2 separate regions of the Mus musculus genome follow, and region 2 is linked to region 1. A link is a loop called in an ENCODE intact Hi-C map of the cell type or tissue named here. Cell type or tissue: left cerebral cortex. All regions are shown on one strand.

Region 1 (8,000 bases):
TGCTGAATCTTAGAAGTTGTCATGTCTTCCTCTCACTCGAGTGCTCTTAGAAACAAAGCCTTTAGGATAGCAGGTCACAGCTGCAGTAGGTGGTGTGAAAATAGGATCTCTGGCTCCGATCGCACTTGCCCCTGACTCCTGGGTCAAAGATGCAACAGGTGGTGTGAATAGCATCTCTGGCTCCAATCGCACTCGCCCCTGACTCCTCCCATCTTACCAGAGGGAGTAAAGAGCAATGGAGAAGAACCAAGAGATCACAGAATGGAGACATAGGAAACGGGGGCATTCAAGGGACGAAACGGGAGAAGGCAGAGGCAAGGCCCTCCATGTTAAAAGGCTTTGAACTCAAGCCAGCAAACCATGGTCACACCTCCTTTCAGTCTTTCCTCCAGGGCTGCCGAGCAACAGGGAGAGCTGGAAATGAAGCTCCCACCTTCCCGCTGGTTCTGTGGGGCCGGCAGTGCCTCCCCACCCTATCTGCAAGGCCATAAATAATCGAGATGTATTACTTGGGGATTGCCATGGTAACATCTTCAGGTTACCAGGGATGTGAGATCCAAACAAAAGTATTCGATTAAATATTTCTGGCCACTAGAGGAATGCAGCCATGTAGCACTGGGATGCAGGGGAGGAGGGGCAGGCAGGTTCCTTGCCTCTTTGTCCTTCCCCCTCAGAGAGCTATAGTGCTGCTGGAGAGCTTTCTTCCTTCCTTCTTCCTTGTTCCCAAGCCCCTTCATATAGTCTAGAGATACAGGCCGTAGCTCTAATGTGAACCAGGATCTTAAAGTCAGCCCTAAAAGAGATGCTGCAGGCTTTCAATAAACACATCCTTTTCTAATTGGCTTAGGATTGAGTTGAGTCTCCAACTTCAAAAAGGCCTCCCATCCATCATCCGTCTTAAATGGAATCAGCAGCCCTGAAAGCCTGTCCTCGCACAAGCTCTCCGCCCCTGCCAACACCAGGAGCACCATGCAGACCTGCAATTATTGTCACAGGGAGAAGAAACAAGAGTGGGATTGATGTAGGCTGGGGTGACCCTCTGTACTGGTCCCTGGGGTTGGAGAAAGTTATTCTGTTGCCACAGTCCTCCCTGGGGACCCAGCCTGGGAATGAATCTGTCTCTACCTCTGGAGCCCCATAACCACTATAAATATGTTTCTAATAACCAAGAGGTGTTTGTTTAACATAAACTCTCTCTGCCCTCTAAGGTGGCCCCGGGAAAGTGCCGAGTGCAGCAGAGTTGAGGAGGTGTGATTTAAAGTCATGCAGGCAGGCCTCAGGGTGCCAGCCAGGAAGAGGATAAATCTCTCAGTAGCCAGGTCAGTCTCTTAGTGGCTCTGCCTGGAGGAGGTTAGAGTTAGAAGGGGCCATGGGCCCCTGAGTTCAAGCCTTCCTTTGCAGGGAAGGGGACCAATCGAGAGACAAAGAGAGCGACTTTGTGGTGTGGTTCCCAGGGCCAAGGAGACAACTGAGCACAGTAGCAGCCTTGCACTAGGACCTCATTTAATAGCTGGAACCCTGTAAAAAGCTGGGCGTAGCAGCTCACACTTGGAACTGCAGCTCTGGAGGCTCACCATCTAGCCAGCCTAGCCTAATTGACAGGCTCCAAGTCAATAAGAGACCCTATCCCCAAAACTAACAGAATGACTCAGAAGAATGACACCCACATGCAAGTACAAGTACACACAGACACATACACACAGACACACACAGACACAACACACACAGATACACACAGACACAGACACAGACACACACACACACACACACACACACACACACACACACACACACACGCATGCATGCCATGATTTCCTGACCCTTTATTTCTTTTCAGATCTATATCCCTGGCTTCCATCTGGATGCCTGAACACAGCTTTAGAACTTGGCAGAAGGGGGCAGTTGGGAGCAGGGACATTCAGCCTCCAGGCCATCTAAGGACAGATCTCAGACTAGCTAGTCTGCTGCTGCCTTGAACCTGTCCTGTGTGTCAGGTTGTAGGCACAGCCTTTGCCTGTTATCCCCAGCAGACCAATGTATGTTCCTGGTGCTGGCTGGGCCATAGAGATGATTTATTAGTGGTCTCTTCACAAAGCAAAGCTACCCTTCACGGAGGCCATTGCACCATCCAAGCGCAGTACACAGAAGTGAGCTTTGAGAGGAGACTCCCAACCAGGAAAAATAGAGAGAGAGGGGCTGGCCAAGAGACAGATCATGGCTACCTACCCAGCCACCTGCTCCTTCCCACCTAGCCTGAAGTTAGTTAGAATCTCATACATTGTTGATGAAACATTTGTCCTGGGCTCAAGGTGAGCCAGGGAATCAACAGATACATATATAAATAATTCTAAGCAGTGCCAAGTGCAGGGGCCAGGAATGAGGGCTGTAGGGTTATTTATGTTGGGGTAGTTGTATATTGCATTGGCCTGCACTCCGGTGACCCCCACTCTCCAGCAGCTCTCTCTCCTGATGCTGCTTTGATGAGAGTTTATATAACCAGCACCCTCGTTTGTGAGTCTATTTACAACCCAGGCATTGGTGCTTTGCGTGAGAGAGAGATGGCCCATCCCCAGATTAGTTAAATTGGAAATAAATTGGTTGTTAAATAAAAGTCCTCTGTGGGATGTGACAGTGATGGATGAGGGATGGATGCACCGGAGGGAGGGAGTGGTAGATTTCTGGATGGAAACTGTGGAGCCGAACTGAACCCACCAAGAGTTTGGGAGGGAGCCTGGGTGGTTTGAGGTCAGAGAGCAGAGAATAGTGGAGCAGGCGCAAACATCAGCATCCATGCTTAGAAGAAAATCGAGGCCAAGGTTGTGAGCCTCGCATCCTCTAGAGCAGTTTGTTTTCTTATGGCTTTCAGAAACACTGGCATGTTTGATTTTATACCTTTATGACACATTTTTCTTTCTTCTACAGATGAGGAAACTGTAGCAGACTGACTGACTTCCCAGCCGTCATTATCAAGTGAGAAACAAACCCAGAAGGCTGGTAAAGTACCTGCCTGACAACAGGAGATTTTGTCTATAGAAAGGCTGGGGTGGCCTGTGCTTTTCATCCCAGCACTGGGAGGCAGAGACAGGTGGATCCCTGGGGCTTGACGGTTAGCCAGCCTAGCCTACTTGACAAGTTCTGGGCCAAAATTAGAGACCATATCTTAAGAAGAGGGAGAGGGAGAGAGAGAGAGAGAGAGAGAGAGAGAGAGAGAGAGAGAGAGAGAGAGAGAGAGAGAAGGAGGGAGGGAGGGAGAGAGAGAGAGAGAGAGAGAGAGAGAGAGAGAGAGAGAGAGAGAGAGAGAGAGAGAGAAGGAGGGAGGGAGGGAGAGAGAGAGAGAGAGAGAGAGAGAGAGAGAGAGAGAGAAGACAAAATATACCCGAGGAGTATATCCTAGGTTTTCTTCTGGCTTGCACATGCACCCACACAGACCTGGGTACTCATGCACATGTAAGCACACATACATGCACATGTAAGCACACATACATGCACATGTAAGCACAGTTTTCCAAGACACAAAGATATCCAAATGTGACTTAGCCATCACCACTTCCTAGTCTTACAGGGTAGGCAAAAGTCAATCTCAACCATCATGTAGTCTGCGGTTTGCATGTGGTTTTAAAATTTCCTTCCAAAGACTCACCTATTATGATGGTGAGACCTTTAAGAGGTGGGTCCTTATAGGAATACTTTAGTCACCGGGACCCCAGAAGGGGATACTGGTGTCCCGTTTGCCAGACAGAATGCATTATAGAAGCCTTTCTTTGACCCCAAGCCATACTCTGCTTTCTTGTCTGGTGATTTGATCTCTTTCTCTTGCAAATGCTCTGCCGTTGATTACAAGACCCAACCAGAGCCAGCGGCATGCTGATTGGACTTTTAGCCTTTGAGATATGGACCAGATAAACCTTGTTTCCTTCAAAGGCGCCTGTGCCTGGTATTTTGTTACAGTAACAGAAACCTGACTGAAACAAGGCAGTTACAGACTGCTAGAGTAGGACAGAGAGCCAGGGCTCCAGGCTTCTAAGCCACTTATGTCTTTTTTCTTGCCTTTACTTCTTTCACATCTGAACAGTGAACACCCTCTCTCCATCCTCCTCCCCAAATAAAACCCACTGTCAAGGACAGAGAAACAGATGGCAACTTAAATTGTGGCTGCATCTCTTTCCTGGAATGTTTGGGTCCCACTAGGCACCAGAGCTTAGGATCTATACAATCTGTAAAAGAGAGTCTGTTCTGTGACTAACTCTTCCTGCTTCTCTTTATTTTCCTTGATGTCACAGGCTCACTTCTTGAACCAGAATGGATAACACAGATGCCACAGATGAGGGAGATGGGAAAGAATCTGTCAATGCAGATGTTGAGGCAAAGAAGGGGGCACGGCATATCATTCACAAGTACCCATTAGACACATGGGAAAAGTGAGGTCTTAGTGGTAGGGTTGTTAGTTATAGGGAAGAAAGATCTCCCTGCCCTCACATTGTGGAGGATGCAGTGGAGCACACCACTCTGCTCTTGGCCTGTGATACCAAGTCCTCCTTTCCTTGATACCCCACTTCACTCAGACAGGTGCCCGGGTGGCCAATGCCAACCAAGATTAAATATGAATTCAGGGGTGTGGGAGAGTTGGGGATGCGTGCAGTAGGTAGAATGCTGTTCTGGCATGGGAGAAGCTATACGTTTAATCCCCAGCTCTGTGTAAATGGGGTGTAGTGACACATGCATCTCAGCATGCAGAAGATAGAGGCAAGAGGTTATCCTCAGGTACATAGTAAGTCTGAGGCTAGCCCATAATACCTGAGACCATCACAAAATAAAGTAAGTGGGACAAAACGCTAGCAGCTAGATGCTGCTGTACATAGATGCCCCCCCTTCCCTGGATTACATAGGAATGGAGCCCAGGGATATGTGCCTTACCTGGATCCTGATACGGCAGCATGGGATGCACTAGAGATCATTGTGGCATCCTCACAGGAGGAACGACTCCTAGATATTCTGGTCATCCTCGGCAGTCAGCACTCTGTTGGTTCTGCTAGAAGGAAGCATCACCGAGCCAGAAGTAATGTGGAATCTTGACCTCCCACCTGAGCAGCTGCGGGTGGGTAGGCTAGCCCTCCTTTTCTTCCCCCTATTCTTCCTCACATCGTCATCAGAGATAGCCTGGGGGTGGGGAGATGTTCTTCAGGGGAATTAAAGTCTCTTTCTTGAAAGGTAACAAATTCATCACTAATTATGTTATTATTTTATTATGCAGCCATAATGAAATAAAATCCAAACCACTCAAAGCCTATAAGGAAGGTTGTAGCCAAGACTTATCCAATTTAATAAATCCTCTCCATCCCACAATTATTTCCTTGATTCTTCTCAATGCAAGTCTTCAGGAGGGTGGAGGAATGGTCTCTCCCTGGCTATGGCATGGGAGGGGGACAAGGATATAAGGAGAGAGGTGAACTTATTCCCACCAACATGCCCTGTCCAGTCAGGTGTTGTCAGATGTCATTCACTTGCCTTCCTAAGATGGGGATATGAGGCGATGAGGACAGACTAAGTCCCGCCCTTTTAATTGAACTCTGACCCCAGGCTTCCATTAGCAATACCCATCTACAACCTGTGACCTGCTGCTGCTACAGCTTGTACTCCCTTCTGTCAGCCTCTCATCCTTCAGTTACAAGCCTCACTTCCCATAGGGTCAGACAATACAGTGAGGATGTGTTGCCTTTTCAAAAATCACAGCAATGTATTTCCTTCTGGGTGCTGAGGATGTGAGCTTCAGACAAGTGCTCTACCTAAGCTCTGTACCGGTGAGCTGAAGCCTCAGCTCCAGGGTCTAGCTTTTGGATCAGACAGGCCTGAGTTCCAACGTTAGCTTAAACAAACACCAGGTTCTGTTCCATGTATTCTGAGTCGGTGATGTCTTTGTCTATGAGTTGGAGATACCCATCCCTGTTTATCAGGGATGTTGTGTGGATTGAAGGAGATAGTGGACATATGGATGCACATGATGCTTGTCATAGCCAGTCTCTCCTTCCACGCCTCCTACCCACCTAAATCTTAAAACCTTATGATGGACGCCTGAAAGAGGCATTCAGAGGCATACAGAATGCTGGAGGAGACAACTGGGTCAGTGGAGGCTTTCTTGGTGTTCTCGAACATTCTCACTTTTCTCTCTCTATTCCTGTCTTGTGATGGTGTCTTACAGTGGGCTTCAGATCTGGAACAGGGTGGGTGAACTGAGACGAGGGATCAGGAAAATCCTGGCAAGTCTTGTTTCTCTGTTCTAGTGGAAGGCCTAGGCCAGGAAGAACTCTGCCCACCTACTCCATTACCACCGCCATGGAGACTGTAGATGGAGTTCCTTAGCATCCCGACTAGGGCAAAGCAAGTTGGCTCTTCTTATACAGGACAGTGGGCTCACCTGACTGTTGTACCCCCTATATCCTTGCTAATGCAGGGTGTGGTTCCAAACGAGGCTGTTTCTGTCCAGCTGGCAGCCTCCCCAAATCCTCAAATCCATGACTCTCTCTCTCCTCAGGTGTTGATATCGGCCTGACAGGTACCACATATCTAGGCACTGCCTTCGTGCTGTGGACTGTCTAGGCACCCTGGGTTTTGAAGTCAGGTGCTGTTAGACGGTTGAATCTGGGATTCTCTGGTTGGATTGCAGTAATACAAACTCCTCAGTCCTCAGTTTATCTACAACTAGAATGGGACATGCAATTAGAAAATGCTTATTACCTCAAGGGGTTGTTGTGGGGAAGATGTAAAGAGTTTTGTGAACTAGGCAGTGGGAGGGGTCTAGTACTGCTTGAGCATCTGTCATTTGTCCATCACTGTGTGAACCTCTTAACGTAGACTTTTTCCTTGGGTTCTAAGCATTATGTAGTCAGTCTAGAGAAATGAGGTCAATGGTGTAACATCTATTTACCGTTGTCAGGTAGGACCCTGGATGACATTGCTGTATTGCTGTTCTTACTGATTCACTGAGTGTGTGAAGTTTTGTGTGTATGTCCCTGGGTGTGTGGGTGTGTGCACAAATGTGCATGTGTGAGCATGTATTTGGTTTGTCTTACTGTGTGTCTTGGGCTGGCCTTGAACTTTCAACTCTCTTTGGCCTGAGCATGTGTCCTTTATTGAGCTCCGTATTAGTCAAGAGAACAGAATAAACAGTTCACATGTATGTGTGAAACAGGAAGATCATGTGGTTAGGAACACCAGGAAGTTTCATGAACTGCCATCTGCATGCTGGAGGAGCAGGAAGGTGGATGGCTAAGTCAGTTTGAGCCTAAAGATCCGAGAGAGTCATGAGTGCTGGTGTCACAGGGTAGGTGATAGATGCTCTCAGCTGGAGAAGTGAATTCCCATCCTTCTTTCTTCTATTCAAGGTCCCAAGGATTGTGAGGGTGATCTCCACTCAGTCCACTGATAATCTTCTATGGAATGGAACCTCACAGACACACTCCAAAATACTGCTAAATGAGCAACCCCAGTTCATCGCCACAACTGCTTCCTTGTGGGAGTCTGCAGGGGGCACTAGAGAGATGAATGAGTGACAGGGTCTTCTTTGACCTTGGCAAGCTGATACTCTACTTGTGACAAGGACACAGGAAGAGTCAGTCTGCATTACACAGGAAGATCATGACAGAGATGGGCATCAAGAACAGCGTGTGAGTCCTTAGAACAGAGGGGGCACTAGTTAGATGTTACAGAAGGAGGGCTGCAGTGTGAGTCTTTAGAGGCCTGGCGGCTTGAGTTAGATGTTACAGAGTGAGTAGGATTTGAAGAAAGTGAAGGTGGGTTGGCAATCCTGGTAGGGATTCGGACTATCTGGAGAGAGTCCTAAGAATATTCTGGGGGAGAGAAGTGGCTGTTGAAAATTTGCCCTTGATTATTTTCCCCATGTTTTTTGCAGAGGAGAGGCTGTTGCTTACACAAACCAATTTAGCTGTAACAGCTCAAACGAGCACCCATACGGTATTGGCTTCCTGACTTCTTGTAACCGTCTT
Region 2 (8,000 bases), 220 kb before region 1:
GCTGCTGGGCTACTTCCCCCAAACGGCCCCTGGCCCCAGTCTGTTCCAGAGCCCGGCTCAAGCCTGGTCCCTAGGGGAAGACTGGTTTCTCTCATTGGCCATTGTCACTTTGCCATTCTTGTGTGTGTGTTCAGCTCAGTTTCCATATCAGTCCACAAATGTTAGAAGTTACACGCGTTATTGTTCCCACAAGCCCTCTCCCTCAGGGCCCACCTGTCATCACCCACTGGGGGCACCAACAAATGTAAAGTGTCAGGGGGCTGGGGCTGGCGGCTTCAGGAACGCACCCAGAGGGTCTCAGGCAAGGATCTCAGCTTGGCTGCCGCCCACCCTGACCATCTCTTCTGTGTCCCTTTGCCCAGTGCTGGCCCCTGCCCCTCCTCACCTCAGCCCTGCCACCTGAGGCAGCTCCTCCTCTGTTCCTGCTTTGTCAAGACTCCCCGCTCTTTCTTCCTTAAATTGATTCTCAGTAAAAACCTCTCTCTCTATTCTGACTCCTGGGCTTCTTTAGGTTTTCCTGGAATCTTTTGTCTCGTTCCCCTCCCCAGCTCATCTAAACCACTCTCTTGGGTCTGTCTGTCACCCACCCCTCCTGGTAGAGGGACTTGTTGCCAGGCGGTAGCCCTCTTCCTTCCAGTCGCCCCTCACCCATCTGCCTGGCTCTGTCTCCAAGGTTACTGCTGCCTCTGCCTCCTTTCTTGCCTCCCTTCCTCTTTCCTCAGCCATTGCTGAGGGTGGGTGAGGGAGGGTGGAAGGACTGCGGGCTGTCTGGAGAGACAGAGCCTTACCCCTTCTCCTTGCTTCCGTGATCTTCCCTCTCTCTAAGGCTCCTTTCTCCCCGCCTTGGACTGTAAACTGTCCTATAGCCCCCATCTCTTTGTCTCTCTCATCCCCCCCCCCCACCTCCGCGGATCTCCCCGCCCCCTGTCCCAGCGTCTGCTTCCTCTTTCTTTTCCCTCCACACCTCTCTTGCTTTTACCTCTCCGATTTCTCTGGGCTAGCCTTGTATCTTTTTCTCTTTGTAATCTTCCAGTTAGAATTCATGTTTCTCCTTCAGGAAGCAGAGACAAAGATTCTGTCTTAGGTTTCCCGGCCCCGCCCTTCTCAGCAAGCTCGCTCTTTAGGGTTTGGTGCTAGCAGGCTTTTTGTAGCCTAGCAACAAGTACTAAGTTCAGAGTCCAAAGCAAGGACCAGAGCAAGCTCAGTTCTGGTCGGGCATGAGTGAACATGAGGTGCTGGAGGGAAGAGAGAGCAGGACCCCAGGCTAGCTTGTGTACCCCACTTCCCAAAGGCACCAGATATAAGGATGTCCCGAGAAGCCGAGAAGCCCGGCAAAAGCCGAGGTGAGGGCAGAGATGAGCTGCCATGGATCAGCTGTCTGTTGGCAGAACTTTTCTGTAGCTGCCCCTGCCTGTGATCTACAGGTGCCCCTGCCGGTGTCACACCAGTCAGTGCGTCCCAGGACCCCGGTACAGGACTTGGCATACGGCAGGTACACTGTGGGTGTGTTTCCATTCTGTCTGTGCTTGGAGGGAGGTGCACAGGGCTTTTGGACTCCTTGACAGATAGCATTTGGTAATATCTGTAACAAAAAGCTTCTTCTAGGAACCTTTTGAGGGACTTTTCCAGACAAATTATTAATATTTTTCGTTCAGGAATTATTTAGCTATTCCCTCTGCTGAAAAAAAAATCACTTTTCTTTTAGTCATTGATGTCTGTACTTAGACACAGTAGGTGGATTCCGTTGTTCAGTGTGGTCATTACAGCTTAATGCAGCCGTTCTCAACCTGCAGGTCGCAACCCCTTCAGCGAACCTCTATCTCCAAAAATATTTACATTATGGTTCATAACAGAAGCAAAATTACAGCTATGAAGTAGCAACAAGAATAATTTTTATGGCTGGGGGTCACCTCAACACGAGGAACTGTATTAAAGGGTTGCAGTGTTAGGAAAAGTGAGAACCATTGGCTTAATGCATCTTTATGTTTCTAGAGTAACAGAGATGTTCCAGAGGTCTCTAAAAATGAGACCTTGTACTCATTTGGGCCTCCTTGCCCTCTTGCTTTGGCTTTACTATTTCTAGAGTTTTCTCTCTGTGTGTCTCTAGATTAAACACCTGGGAGACTGAGCTGTTACGATGGCATTCAAGGTCTCCTGGAGACAGGGACAAGGGGACTTCAGGATATGTTTCTCGCCCATCCAGGCCTGATGACCCCAGTGAGTCCCTTCTGGTTGCTAGAGCGGGATCTGCCTAGCTTCTGTCCCATTCTCAGGTGGAGACAAGGAACCAGAACCAGGGGTTGGCATAGCTCAGAAAACTGGACAGAGAGGAGGGTGGTCCATGCTGTTTTGTTGATCTCAGTTCCCTTACAAGTACCCGATCACACATCTGCACTGCATCAGCTCTGGGCCATCCCTCAACCCCTCATGCTACCTGCCTTCTCATCATAGTGGTCATTTCTCTTTCCTTTCCTTTCTTTTTCCTTTCCTCCCCGCCTCTCTCTTTCTTCAGGGTTTCGTGTAGCCCAGGCTGGCCTTGACCTTACTATGTAGTCAAGGATGACCTCAAACTTCTGATACCCTCTCCTCCACCTCCCAAGTGCTGGGATTGCAGGGGTGTGCCGCCATGTCTGGTTATGCAATGCTTGGGGTTGAACCCTGTGCATGCTGGGTGAGCACGTCTCCAGCTTATAGCACTGCCCTTTAAAAAGGGATGCGGGCCTCACACTCTCCAGGGAGCACTCCCCAAGTCATTCATTCACTTATACAACATGTGTTCACGGACAAGTTTCCTGCGTGCGACCACAGACACTGAGACCACCTTAGCACATAGGACTGTGAACTTCCTGCAACACTTAATGTGGGAGACAGATTGCAAGCAGAAAACCAGGTGCTGTGGGTGACAGTTCCAGTCAGAGTCAGGGAGAACCCTGCTGTTCTTTCAAGAGAGGCCCCTTCTTCATGGGAAGTTCTAGTTCATTTTGGCCACCAGCTACTGCTGCCACGTTGGAGATGTCTCTGAGCCAATTCTCCTCATCTGGGCAAGAACGCGTCCCTTTCTATTCTAAGATGATTATGTCTCCATTTAAAAGCAAATTTGCCTTCAGACAGATTTACAAACAGAAATTATATTTCCAGATGGGCATTGTAGAAATGTAGGGAATTTTAATTAAGCTTAAAGAAAAGCAAGAGGTAGGGGAAGAGATGGCTCAGTCAGTAAAGTGCAAGCCTGAGGACGCGAGTTCAGATCTCCACACCCACACAAAAGCCAGCTACAGGAGTACAGTCATAAGGAAGTGGAGACAGGAGGATTGCTGGGACTCAATGGCTGCCCAGTCTAGCTAAGCATAACAACTCCAGAGTTAGTGAGAGACAATGTCTCAGAAAAGCAAAGTGGAGAGTGATTAAAGAAGTCTTCAGATTTGACCTCTGACCTGTACACACATGTACACAGACACATGTACATACACATACATATACACATGTACACATATCTACACATATACATATAAATACACATTCAGAGACACACATATGCACACAAAGTGTCCACATATGTACACACATGTACACACATATACATGTATACACACATAATGCACATACTTCACACACTACATGCATACCATGTACACATGCCACATACACATGTAATACACATACACAACACACACCAAACACACACATTAAACACACCATACACATTCTCATAAACACACATATGTACATACACACATTCACACATACACATGTACACACATATTTATACATACAACACACAATACATACCATACACACACACACACAAATATCACACACAAAATACACATATAACAAACAACACATACTATACAAACCACACATACACACACATACCACACACATCACACACACACACACACACACACACACACACACACACACACACCCATCACTCCCACGTCCACTTTTCAGGGGCAGCACGGGCCTGAGCTGGTAAAAGCCTGTGATTCCCTCTCGACTCACCTTCCTGTCTCTGCCCTGTGCTTGGCTCACTGCCCACCCAGGGAACCTCAGAACCCTGGAACTTTGGGACCATGCCATCTCCAAAGGCCAAGGGGCCCTCTGTGGGTCCTTGCGCGCGACTGGTGTCTTAGGGATGCCTTCTGTGACCACTGAGTGTCCCTCTCCCGGGGGAACTCATAGGACAGGTGCACCGGGAAGAAGGCAGGCTGCAGGTACCTGGTAGGACCCTAGGACCGGCGCTGGGACCCGGCTGCCCCGCCTGGCAGCTGGGAAGCAATTCCGTGAGGGGCCGATAGATGGCGGCACTACACCGCTCCCAGCCCGCACTGCAGACACCGGCAGGACCAGGGCCGGCAGGTGGACAGGTGTGTGTGCTGGGCCCAGGAAGGGTTTGCCCTTTTTTATTCAAAGCTCTGGAGGTGGGCGCTATGGCTTTGGCCTGGTTCCATTGAACATGTGGCTCTTGAGGCCGCCATACAGAGCGACAGGTAAAATCGCTGCACACTGACAAGAGTTCAGCCCAGACTGGAGTTCCCACACTGCCCCCTAAACCTCCAGGGTTATTTGCTGTATCAGAGCAGAGCAAAGCAGGAGCGGGCCCAGAGACCCTAGCTAATCCTGTGGGGGAAGGACAGAGGCAGAAGGGACAGAGAAGGCTATGACACGTGGCTCCGTTCTCTCTGCCTACCTGCCAGGTCTAGCTCTACCACTTACTGGCTGGGTTACCTTTGGGTAAATTACTCAGCCTCTCTGAGTTTTCCCATCTCTAAACAGAGAGCAATGACGATAATGGCAGGTTTGATTGTTTCTCTTTTAATGATAGCCCTGAGCCCACCTCCTTGGACTAAGCCAAGAAGAAGTATTTCTTAGTTCTTACTTCTCAGCATTCCCTGGCTCTCATCATCTGCATGTTTGCCGTTTGTTTTAGACAGAGTCATGTAGACCAGACTAGTTTTGAACGCACTTGTAACCAAAGATGACCTTGAACCCTTTCTTCCTGTCTCTATCCACGCCCACCGCCCCGCCCCGCCCTGCCCCTGCCTTGCAACTGCTAAGATTATAGGTGTGCTGGAATCATACCCAGAGGTGCTGGGATTATACCTAGGGTCTCATGCATTCTAGGCATGCGCTCTATCGTCTCAGCCCCAGCCCTAGCCCCCGCCACAGCCTTTTTCTGAGGGTGGGGGTGGGTGAGGCGGGGCTGGTGTAGGCACACACTCCAGTGAGGCATCCACTCTTATTAATGAACAAAGTGGGGCTGCGGAGATGAAACACATCACTTACGGGCCACACTGTCACAGGCTGGGATCCAAACAGGTGTCCAACCCTGGACAGCAGGCACCTGTCAGGCCCCCTGCTTGCTTTTGTTTAGCTGCTTGAGCCCTTCCCTGTGGCTCCCACCCCAGCGGCACTGTCTGGGTGATTTGGGTGCTTTGGTGATGTTGTTTGGCTTCTGAGCATGTGGGGCAAAGGGCAGGCCAGCCTCAGCTGCCCTGGGGTGGGTGTCCTCCGCACTGGGCAGGAGAGGAAGGAGGCTGATGTCAACTCCAATGGTGGCCCCTCCCCTCCAGGGCTGACTTGTTAGGCCAAAGGCGCTGGCACCCTAACAGCGCCTGTCAGACGCCAATGAGTTGATGAGGTAGAAACTGGTTATTAAGTGTAATAACAGTGGTTTGGTTTTTCCGCGGTTCTGCCCATAAGTGCCTAAGTGACAGCTGGCTTGTGCCACCATGCTGCCTTTTAAGTGGCCCGAAGATGGGGCATTGGGAGCAGGTGGAACTCTTCTAAGGGAGCCTGGAGGGGCATCTGAGCTTCTTCTGGGGGGCTTTTCTGGTCTCAGTGGGACAGCAAGTCTGACTCTCGAGACCTGGTCAAGACTGGATGAAATGTGGGGATTTGGAACTTAAAACTATGCTACAATGTGTCCCAAGACCTTCTAAGGCCCACTTTGCCCTGTAGCCTGTTCCCAGGGCTTAGGTGGGAACTCTAGAAATTTGGGGGTGGGGTGGGGGAGACCTGTACTTTTTGGGTTCCATTGTTTGTGATCCCAGGGCTACTTTTTAAGGAAATCCCCACTCCCCCCACCCCCCGGCTTCTCCATACAGAGCTAAATTTATCTGGTTCATTAAGAATATAACATTGTTGCATCACAGGTAGAGACATATTGTCAGATGATGAAATGTGTTATACACAGTAGACTCTTAGAGGACCCTGTCATCTGCCACCGTGGCAGTGAGCCTGGAAGACAGTAGACTGAACTAAGTCCCAAGACAAGGGCTGCATGATTTCAGCAGTGTGTGTTTGTGTGCATGTGTACACACATGTGTATGCATCCATATCCATTTCCATGTGTGTGTGTGTGTGTGCATGAGTGTGTGCACTCAAGCGTATGTGACCTTGGAGATGGAACCCAGAGCCTCGCCCTCTACACTCCTGCTTTCCATGAGATGCTTAAAAAGTCAAACTAACAGAAGCCGAGAGTGCTCTTGGTGGTATCAGGGTTGGAGCAAGTTACCAGGGGTTGAGGGGGAGGGAATGGTGAAGGCCACTCAGTGAGAAGACGGGTTTTGAATATGTTCTAGAGATGACTGTTCAACAGTTCTGAATGCTAACAGTGGCCACTGCAAACTTTGTAAGAGGGCAGCCCTCATTTCAATGTTCTTATCATAGACACAGTGTAAGCAAAGTGCTCTCTCTCTCTTTCCCCCTCCCTCGTCCTCCCCTTCCCCCTCCCACTTCGCCTCCTCCTCTCCCCTTCTCCCTCCCCTTCCCCTCTCTCTCATCCTACCCCTCTCCCCGTCTGTGTGTGTGTGTTGGATCTGATTTTGGGGTAGTCTCACGGGAGTTCGCATATGGCCGAGCTCATCCGACTGTACCGTTAAATATGTGCAGTTTTTTTGCATATCAATTATACCTCGATAAAGCTGTTAAAACAAAGAAACTCACTGCAAGACATTCTGTTTGGCCCACGCAGCGCTTTACATTTAAATGCCAGCATTTAAAGTTCTAGAATTTCCAACCGAGATCCACACGTCTGGCCTTTCATCAAACAGTGGTAAGAACTGATAACTCAAGCATGCTCGTGTGCTAGCTGCTGGCTGCGGTAAAGCCCCTGCTGCAGAGTTAATGTCTTCAGCTTGCTTTGGTCCCCATCATCCCCACTGTCCCTGTCACAGAGGCCACTTGAGACACTCAAGCTGCCCAAGTCACCTGGTTCCTGCCTTTTCCTGCCCCAGGAGTCTATTGAGGGTCTGCTCCATGTGTGGTGACATGATATTTCAGTTGGAAATTATGGCAAAAAGGCAGAGAGTTCCAGAACAGAGACCCCAGACTAGATGTGCCGAGACTGGATCCTTTGCTAGCCTTGTTTCCAGCTTTGGATGTTAGATTTAGATGCTAGGAGTCTGGGACCACAATCTTTCAAGGCAACCCCTCCGGTGATGCTCAGTCTGGAAGGGGGTTGTCCCCTCCCTGATCTCATCAGATCTCAGTCTGAGTCCATAAATAACATAGGCTGTTCTGTGTATATGTGTATGTATCTTGCATACATGTGTAAGAATAGGCGTGAGTGTATACATATATAAATATGTGTGTATATATGGCCAATTATGTCATCACCAGCCATATTTGCTCTCTGTCTTAGTTTCTTTATCTGAAAAAAAACAGGCCATTGGGCTGTGGAAAGTTTTGAGTTTGAGGTAGTTAGGCCACCTGCAGGGGAAATGACAGGGACAAGCCACATGACTCCCTGAGCCAACTCTTCTTGAGAACTTTCTTGGGAACCAGAAAACACCATACAAATGAACAATTAGTGCTATCAGCTCTTTGCGTCTAAACGGCAAAGGACTTCCCCCTCCCTGTGCTAAGGGGATGGCAGGAGAATGGAGTGGAGTGTTGTGCATGGCAGTGCCTTGGATGGGGCTTGTTCCTGCTGCAAGGAACTCTTGCAGTGTGATTATTAACATAGCTTCCCCGAATGGTCTTGGCCGGAAGCC

What was found. Hi-C counts contacts between places; a loop is a spot of excess contacts. Peaks named below come from ENCODE experiments on the same cell type or tissue, not always from the same donor. Only the 100,000 strongest peaks of a DNase experiment are listed, where the experiment ranks them.
Region 2: it touches region 1 in a loop (2.1-fold over the local background); 8 of 42 quality-filtered maps call a loop at or near these places.

The regions. Positions count from the first base shown.
Region 1 is chr9:46,609,755-46,617,754 of GRCm38, forward strand. Gm31557 (a long non-coding RNA gene) reads left to right here. Exons shown (of 6, transcript XR_870708.2): 1 at 1-1,021; 2 at 1,209-1,319; 3 at 2,923-2,970. Among named protein-coding and RNA genes, the nearest start is that of Gm31557, 6.2 kb to the left of the region's middle. In left cerebral cortex, no CTCF peak of the experiment used is centred here; a DNase peak (open chromatin) is centred at 4,153.
Region 2 is chr9:46,388,790-46,396,789 of GRCm38, forward strand. It overlaps Gm31432 (a long non-coding RNA gene), which reads left to right and starts at 673. Exons shown (of 4, transcript XR_379351.4): 1 at 673-1,492. In left cerebral cortex, a CTCF peak has its summit at 4,291 (motif pointing right); DNase peaks (open chromatin) are centred at 650, 1,132, 4,314, 6,683 and 1 more place; H3K4me3 peaks cover 2,172 bases; H3K27ac peaks cover 1,804 bases.